2 separate regions of the Homo sapiens genome follow, and region 2 is linked to region 1. The links are chromatin contacts, found by Hi-C or POLR2A ChIA-PET in ENCODE. All regions are on one chromosome and are shown on one strand. The core of a region is the stretch at or near the end of the contact, and the rest is flanking DNA. Distances in the headings are between cores, read along the strand shown.

What was found. A loop is a pair of places that touch in the nucleus more often than their neighbours do. ChIA-PET counts read pairs that join two places held with the same protein, here RNA polymerase II (POLR2A). Pooled maps may share reads with other maps.
Region 2: a pooled map shows a loop between it and region 1 (2.1-fold over the local background). The contact joins the promoter of LINC02752 here to the enhancer-like site in region 1. A Hi-C loop is called at or near these places in 1 of 50 pooled maps. POLR2A ChIA-PET finds 5 or more read pairs at or near these places in 2 of 52 experiments (OCI-LY7 and activated T-cell).

Annotation. Positions count from the first base shown.
Region 1 is chr11:11,169,531-11,173,760 of GRCh38, reverse strand. All of the region lies in intron 5 of LINC02752 (long intergenic non-protein coding RNA 2752), which reads right to left. Among named protein-coding and RNA genes, the nearest start is that of LINC02752, 56 kb to the right of the region's middle. Within about 2 kb of position 2,265, at least 4 of the 41 ENCODE cell types and tissues checked have a DNase peak (open chromatin) inside an H3K27ac peak, as active enhancers do; they include OCI-LY7, where a contact is called at or near this core.
Region 2 is chr11:11,113,284-11,117,513 of GRCh38, reverse strand. LINC02752 (long intergenic non-protein coding RNA 2752) reads right to left here and starts at 2,129. Exons shown (of 8, transcript NR_187402.1): 1 at 2,033-2,129.

The DNA of each region.
Region 1 (4,230 bases), core at 1,016-3,515:
ACATGATGGCTACTGCCTCCCTTTTGCCCCCAAAAAATCCTTAGAGGATCTCCTAGTTCACCCACCTTAACCAGAAACACATGTAAAGGGAATCATTGCATGTCAGCAAGCCAAACTGACATGTTACAAAGCCAGCACAGTGTCTTAGGTCAAATGTCCCAGGAAACAGACTATGAGATGGAGATGTACATGCAGGAGATTTACTGGGGTGTGTTCTTGGGAGTGAAGGAAGCCAGGGGCGGGGCAGAGGGAGAAGGTGAGCTGAGAGGCAGTTGCAACAGGATTCTGTATGGAGCTGGGATGGCTTTCAGGGTTGTCTGTAATGAAGGCAAGTCTGCCTCGGGGAAGAGTGCATGATCTTGGGAGATAGAGGGCAATTTCCAAAGGGGCCTCAGCTGTGAGCTGTCAGCAGCCACTACTACCAGCTGCTGGAGGAATGAGTGCCTCATTCCCAAAGGGGGGATCTGGACATATATGACAGTATCCAGTATAGTCTGCTTCAACCTGCCTGTGATGAGTGTGGATATTCTATGCTGGAAGAGGGGTTTTTAGGTGGGTAGGAGGTGAATGATTCTCCCTGTTACTCGAAGTTCATTTATTTGGTGGCTTTTTCCTAGTCCTCTGTTTCTAAACTTTTTCCCAGTTACAAAGGCTGGAGTAGAAACTTTTCACAGCTTCCCTGGTACTTTTCTGTTCCCCTGCTTCATGCCTGCTACATATGATTACATGGATGTTCCTCCATACTTAGGCCTCCCTCAGAGAACCTGGGTTTGGGGAATGTGGAATTCTAGCAAGTAGTATAAATTTTCTGAATGTCCTGCCAAGTGAGCTTGGAAAGCCAGGGCGGAGGCCTCGCCTTCAGAAAGGCTGCCTAAGAACCTCATTCCCTGTGGTCCACTTGGGGGTGATGTGTGTCCAGCTCCACCCGCTAAGTCATGTTTTTTAGTAACAGTGCAGATCCATAAGTGACAGAAAATACCAGGTTGCCGTTTTCTCATTTCCCAGAGCCATCAAACCACCTCTTACACATTACTATTCTTAAACATCCTCAAATTAAAATTATCCTTAGAATTTGAGAGTCACACATACATAAAAGTGTGGACAAGTACAGAAAATAAGTCCATCCTTCGAGTGCCTTCTATGTCAGTGAATGGCACCAGTCTCCATCTGGATGTACAACTCAGAATCCAAGGAGTCTTCTCAGCACCTCCCTCTCCTGCAGCCCCCATAATACAAAAGACTGTCAATCCACCCTCTTAAAGAACTCACCAGTTCTCCCTCCCACTTCTCTCCTTCTCCACTGCTGCCTCCCCACCCTCAAACTGCCATTGCCCCTTCTCTGGGCCCCTGTAGTGGCCTCTAAATTTGTCTGCTGGCATCTTCTCCTACCCCCTTCCAATCTGTTCACCATTCCACAAATAGAACAGAATAGTCTTTTAAAAATACAATTCTCATTATGTATTTCCTGTCCTTAAATTCCTTCTGTGTCTTCCTACCTATTTCAGTCAGAATAAAAACTCAAATTTTAATGTGGTCCACAAGCCCCTACAAGGCTCTTCAAGGCCCTGCAAGGCCCCAGGCCTTGTATTGCCCCTGGCTGCACCTCACTTGCTGGGTTCCACCAGTCTAGCCTTCTCTCAGTGCCTTCTCTGAGCCTCCCTTCTGTCATTTTCACACCCTTGCCTACTTAACAGCTGCTGCGGTTTAGTGGTTACTAATACAGACTCTGCAGTCAGACTGACAGGCTTTGAGTCTCCAGCTGTATAGTACCCTCCTCTTTTTTTTTTTTTAACTGTGTAGTCTTAGACAATTGGCAAAAGCTAACTGTATCTCAGTCTCCTCATCTGTGAAATGGAGGCAATAACAGAACCTTTAGCTAGAGGAATAAATAATTCAGCATTCACAGAGCACTTAGTGTGTGCTCAAAAATATTAGTTATTGTAATAACCCATCCTTCAGTTCTCAGCCCAAGCACTTCCTCAGGGAGGTCATCCTGGTAGGCCCTCCCTGAGCCAGGTCAGGGATCCCCCAGGTGTGCTTATAGCTTCCTGCCCCTTTCTTTCACAGCACATAGCATAGTGTGGTTCTGTCTGCCCTCTGCTCTAGGCCATAAGCCCCTTCAGGGCAGAAACACTGCCTGTTTGCTCTCCGGTACATCCCCAGAGCCTGCCCCGTTTCTAAAAATAAACATTCCCTTTTCTGGTGCAGTTGGGAGGGTGTGGATACAGGGTATGGCACATGCTTTCTGTCACCATATATGGAGGTGGAAAGTTGGGAGGCAACAGAAGACATCCGAGATGTGTCCTGGGGAGGCCTCCTTGTGGCTGATAAACACAGTAGGAATGGTCTGCCCAGTTCTAGTGAGCCCTGGGAGAGGCATTAAATCAGCCCCAGGAATGTCCCCCAGATTGCTGTGCAAATCCATCTGGTGTCTCCTCACCTAGCCTGCAGGCTTCAGAGTGGGACCCCAGAATTGCATCAGTGTTCCACTCATGGCAGGCAGCCCTTGCCCACCTACAGTAACTCCCGGCCTTTAGAAGACATACCTGGCACATCCAGCCTGGCTACAGAGTTATGCTGTTTTGATTTCCACGTCTCCACTACAGAGCACATCCACCAAGCATCAATACTCCTCTGCATCTGAACCAGAGAAGGGCTGCAGTGATGCCTCTGTTATACACTGGGAGGACTGAATTCAAGTCACAGCATTGCCATTAATTCTCTGTGTGACCTTTACTGGTCATTTCAACTCCATTATTCATTTTACTTCTTTGTAAAATGAAACATTGAAACAGATGACTTAGCTCCATCACAGAGTACTAGGCTACCCCTCAGAGAACCTTCTCCCCAGGACCCACCACAATGATCTCAGTTCTCAGTAACATGGGATCCTACTCAGCACACACACGTGATCAGACTAAGGGTGGACACCTCACCCAAGCTGGTTCTTCACTCACAGAGACAGTTCTATGGTGTTGAGTATCATAGCTATAGGTTAAGAGAATCCAGGGCCAGACTGGTGCCCATACCAGGCAGAACCTCACAGTAGCTGAGTTTGGGGAGGTTAACTACAGGCCCTAGAGAAGGAACAGGTCTACCAAGAGAAGACTGGAGCAGAGGCAGGCACATGGCACCAGACAAAGAGAAAGAAGTCACCCAATGACCTTCAGTCTCTGTGAAGCCCAGTTGTAATTCTTCTACAATTGGGTGTCTGGAAATTCCCCTCCATCTCTTCACTTAAGGGGAGTTTAGATGGTTTCTATTCTTGGGAACCAAATGATTGCTGACTAAGGCATCTTCTCATATTGGATGTCAATTCAACAAAACCTCAACCAGTAAGACTGCGATGATCATGACAGCTTTAACCTTCCCAAAGACCTCTGTCTTCACTTACAGTATTTTAAAGCCAAACAGCCAAGGAAAATTGATGCTCTAGGAAGGGTTTTCATTGGCAAAATGAGGAAATCAAGACCCAGAGAGGGAAACAGACTCAGTCAAGGTCACTTAGTGAGTTGGTGACAGTCAAGGTGAAAGCAAAGCTCTGCCCACTCATTCCAGAGAACCTCTCCTGCTGTGCATCAGGGCCTCCTCTTTACCCTGGGCCCACTCTTCCCCTGGCCAGGGCTATTACAAAGTCAGAGCTGTCTGCAGATTTCTGTATGGAACAGTATTTGTCCCTGGTCTGTTACGTGTTCTGGAGAGTAACAAGATGGAGACCATGGGGATGCTGGAGTTGTGGGTGTGGACGTGGACACCACACCACCTGCAAGGGAAAGTTTTGCAGACACCGAACTGCGGAACAAGATAATAGCCACACAGGCCAGAAAGCACAGCTGTGCCTCCAGGCATGGCCTGGGGAATACCCACAGGTGAGGAGATTCCTCCCTGATGTGGAAAGGGGATTCACATTGACCAGCCTGAGACTGCTGCACTGGACTCCAGCTGAAGGAGATCCCCCTGGGACTATGGGCTGCACTGGAGAGGGGAGCCCAGCTGGGAAATCACCAGAAACACCCACCTGAAAATCAGAGCCTGGAGAGGGTGGTGAGGCAATTTCTCAATAATTATCCAAAGACCTTTTGTTCTATTAAATACAGCCTCGAGAGAAAAATAAAAGATAGGACTTTTTCAAGATGCCATTCCTATGAGCAAAAAGTCATGTATTTGGAGCAGATATAGATACACTACAATAAAACATATCATTTTGAACCATTGTTATCTCTGTAGTCT
Region 2 (4,230 bases), core at 880-3,379, 56 kb after region 1:
GTTTGGACTTGGAAAGCCAAATCTGACTATAATAAACAATGTTCTGATCACCAAATGGGCAAAAACAAATAAGCAGATCCCCTGCATCATCATGATCATGATCATCATCATCATCATCATCACCAGAACAATAATAATAGCAGATAACCCTTACTGGGCACATAAACCCTTATTCGCCGTATGACAGAAACTACACTAAGCATTTTACGTGCATCACTTCATTTAATTCTGAAAGATGAGGAAGTAGAAAGTGGGATTCAAACTCAAGTTTGTCTGCTGCCAAAATCCACATTTAACCATAACAATAAAGTAACCAAACCAGGCTTTTCTTTTTTCTATCTGATGCTGCTAATATTACACTTTCACAGTGGTTTCTACATTCATACTCGTAACAAGCCAGTGAAGGAAGAATTATCCCCATCTTACAGACGAGCCTCGAAGATGTGAATAATATTCACAGATGATGTACTGATTAAGTGGTAGAACCAGTACATGGTCTTCCTTCCTTATCCTCTAAAGCCCAGGCTTTTTCCATGCAGTATCTTGTCATGCAAGCCATTTCTCACTTGACTATCAGGCGAACAAGGAAGGTAAGGAATTGTCCCCTGGGATCAACATGGAACTTTTCCCTCTCTGCCTCTTTTTCCCATCCCTGGAAAAAAAAGCAGTTCTGTGCCCTTCACTATTCATTGCTCACCTTCATTATCTTCAGGCAATTTTTTTATCTTGATGATTTTTTTTTCTTTTCCATTTTCTTATCAAGGGTTTGCACACAGGCTATAACTGTGTCACTCAAGATGACAGCCACTTTGGAAGTTTTCCATGCATTAGCACACTATTTAGAGAATAATCAACAGGCCCCAAGAAAAGCATAAATTTTAGCCAAAGCCATTGTTGGAATAGGGAGTTTCCAAGAAGTCAGAGAACTTTTTCAGAAATTCTCTAGTCCTTTTTGAAAGCAGGCTAGAGCAAAGAGATAAATGCCTTCCCTTCTTTCTACTAAATATTGGAAAAGATACTATTTTCCAAGTCTCCTTCCCCAGCTGAAACAGTACTAGCCAGTACCAAGTGAGGAAGAAGTAAGTCCTGCATCTCTCTCTGTAATGTAACATGATATAAAAAAGAAAGATGTACAAAATGTAAAATGTTGCCAAAAAAGTTAAAATCTCAACAAAATGATAGATATCTCAAAAATGCACGTTATCAGTATCTCTTACAAAAACTTTTTGAAATTCCCTAATGCAGGACTATTAGGTTTCCCTCACTTCCCCTGAGTATCATGAGCTCTTTCCCACCTAAGTACCAAAAGACCAACTCATCTCTTGCTAACCATAAGCCAGTTCTCAGAGGAGATCTTGCACTATACTTGTGCATTAAAAAAAAAAGGCCATGATTTTCAGGGGCTAAAGACCTAGGATATGGTGGTGGTCACCGAACTTCTAGTTGGTAAGCACTTCCCTCCTTTCTTCCATAGTAAGCAGAACAGTCTTATTTTAAATTCTGCGGCTATGGTATTACTTTGCACAGTAAGTCAAGCTCAGAAGAGCATCTTAAAAAACTAAGTGGTGCCCCTACTTCTGGCAATGGCAGACTAGGTTATTTGAGTCCAAATCTTTCTCTAAAAACGGTGGAACAATCTAAACAAAATATTTTAAAAATCTGTTTGGAGGCATAGTAAAACTGCTATGATTATAAAAATTTTAGGGAACGGTAAGAATAAAATGGAGAAATACAAGAGGTTAGCTTAGCATTTGAGGCTTCCCTAGAGTTAAGTGCCAATTCTAAATGTAAAAGCAATGGTAGAGAGGCTGAGAAACTGAGTGACGTTTTCAGAAACCACAGAGCTAGAGTGACAAAAAATAAAGTTCATGGTCTTCCAAGAAGAAGGGATTCAGTAAACCCCAAAGGCTTTTGGTTGGTACCGCAAAAGACTGAAACTCTGGAGAAAATGTCAACAAGAAATAGATAATGCTCACAGAGACATACCTGAAACTGGGCAATTTACAGAAGAAAGAGTTTTAATTGGACTTACAGTTCCAAGTGGCTGGGGAAGCCTCACAATTCTGGCAGAAGGCAAGGAGGAGCAAGTCCTGTGTTACATGGATGGCAGCAGGCGAAGAGAGAATGAGGAAGGCACAAAAGCGGAAACCCCTAATAAAACCATCAGATCTCATGAGACTTACTCACTACCACAAGAACAGTATGTGGGAAACTGCCCCCATGATTCAATTATCTCCCACCGGGTCCCTCCCACAACACATGGGAATTATGGGAGTACAATTCAAATTAGATTTGGGTGGGGACAAAGAGGCGAATCATATCAACATGTATATCAAAATATCGTGTTGTACACCTTAAATATATACAATAAAAAATAAATTTTAAAAAACATCCTGGCCCGGCACGGTGGCTCACGCCTGTAATCCCAGCACTTTGGGAGACCGAGGTGGGCGGATCACGAGGTCAGGAGATGGAGACCATCCTGGCTAACGTGGTGAAACCCCTTCTCTACTAAAAATACAAAAACTTAGCCGGGCGTGGTGGCGGGCGCCTATAGTCCCAGCTACTCGGGAGGCTGGGGCAGGAGAATGGCGTGAACCTGGGAGGCGGAGCTTGCAGTGAGCTGAGATCGCACCACTGCACTCCAGCCTGGGTGACAGAGCGAGACTCCATCTCAAAAAAAAAAAAAAAAAGATCCTGACATTAGAGTTATCCCACACAGATTTTAAAATAATTATTTTAATAAACGTAAAGGTTAAATATCAAAATAGAAAAATTTTGGCAGAAAAACTATCAAAAGGAATTAAATGGAAATTCTAGAATTAAAAATTCCAATAATTGAAATGAAGAATTTAATGGATATATTTAGCAGCATATTATAGATAGATGAGAGGGAATTGGTGAACTAAAAGAAAATATAGTTGACTCTTCATATCCATGGGTTCTGCATTCATACAGTCAACCAACCACAGATTGAAAATATTCAAAACAAAACTGCATCTATACTGAACATGTACAGACTTTTCTTCTTGTTAGTACATCCTAAACAATGCAGAGTAACAAGTATTTGCATTACATTTACAATGTCTTACGTATTATAAGTAATCTAGAGATAATATAAAGTACACAGGAGGACAATCCCAAAATAGCAGTCAAGTTATATGCAAATGTGACACCATTTCAACTCAGAGGCTTGAGCATCTATGAATTTTGGTATCCAGAGAAGGTCCTAGAACCAATCCCGCATGGATACTGGGACAACTACATACAGAAGGAAGCATAAAAAGACAAAAAAAATAAGTAAAGAGCAAATGAAAGGGGAAAATATGTGGATAAATTTAAATCAAAATTGAATTAATGGAACAATAATAATATCTTATAATGCTTTAAATATATAGAGAATTATATAATAGTACATAAGAAAGGAGGAGGGTTTAAAGTGTTACATTGGCCAGAAAGTGACGAAAAAGAAAAGGATTTTTTTCTTTATCTCCAGGGTAACCACTTTAAAAGTATATAATGAATGAGTAAATAAAAGAAAAAATAAAAAATAATTTCAAAGAAGGAAATAAAAGAGAAAGAGGAACAGAGAATGAGTGTATTAGTCTGTTCTCACACTGCTATAAAGAACTGCCCAAGACTGCATGGTTGGGGAGGCCTTAGGAAACTTACAATCATGGCAGAAGGGGAAGCAGACACGTCAATTTTCACATGATGGCAGGAAGGACAAGTGCCAAGCAAAGAGGGAAAAGCCCCTTTTAAAACCATCAGATCTCATGAGAACTCATTCACTATTACAAGAGCAGTAACATGGGGGTAACCACCCCCATGATTCAATTACCTCTCTAGAGGTCCCTCCCCCAACACATGGAGCTTACAATTCAGATTACAATTCAAGAGGAGATTTGTGTGGGAACATAGAGTCAGACCATATCAACAAATGAGGCAAATACAAAGATGAAAGTTTTAGACCAAAATATATCAGTAATTGCATTAATTGTAAATGGACTAAAAATTCCAATTAAAAGGAAATATTTTATGAGTAGGTTTTTTTAAAAAATAATCTTTACTTACAATAGAGACCCCAAAACATATGTCCACAGAATGGAGGAAAGTAAAGTGATGGAAAAAGATATACCACAAAAACACTAATCAAAGGAATGCTGGTATAGCTATATTTAAATAGATGTCAAGGAAATAGCATTATTAAAGACAAAAAGAGAGAATTCA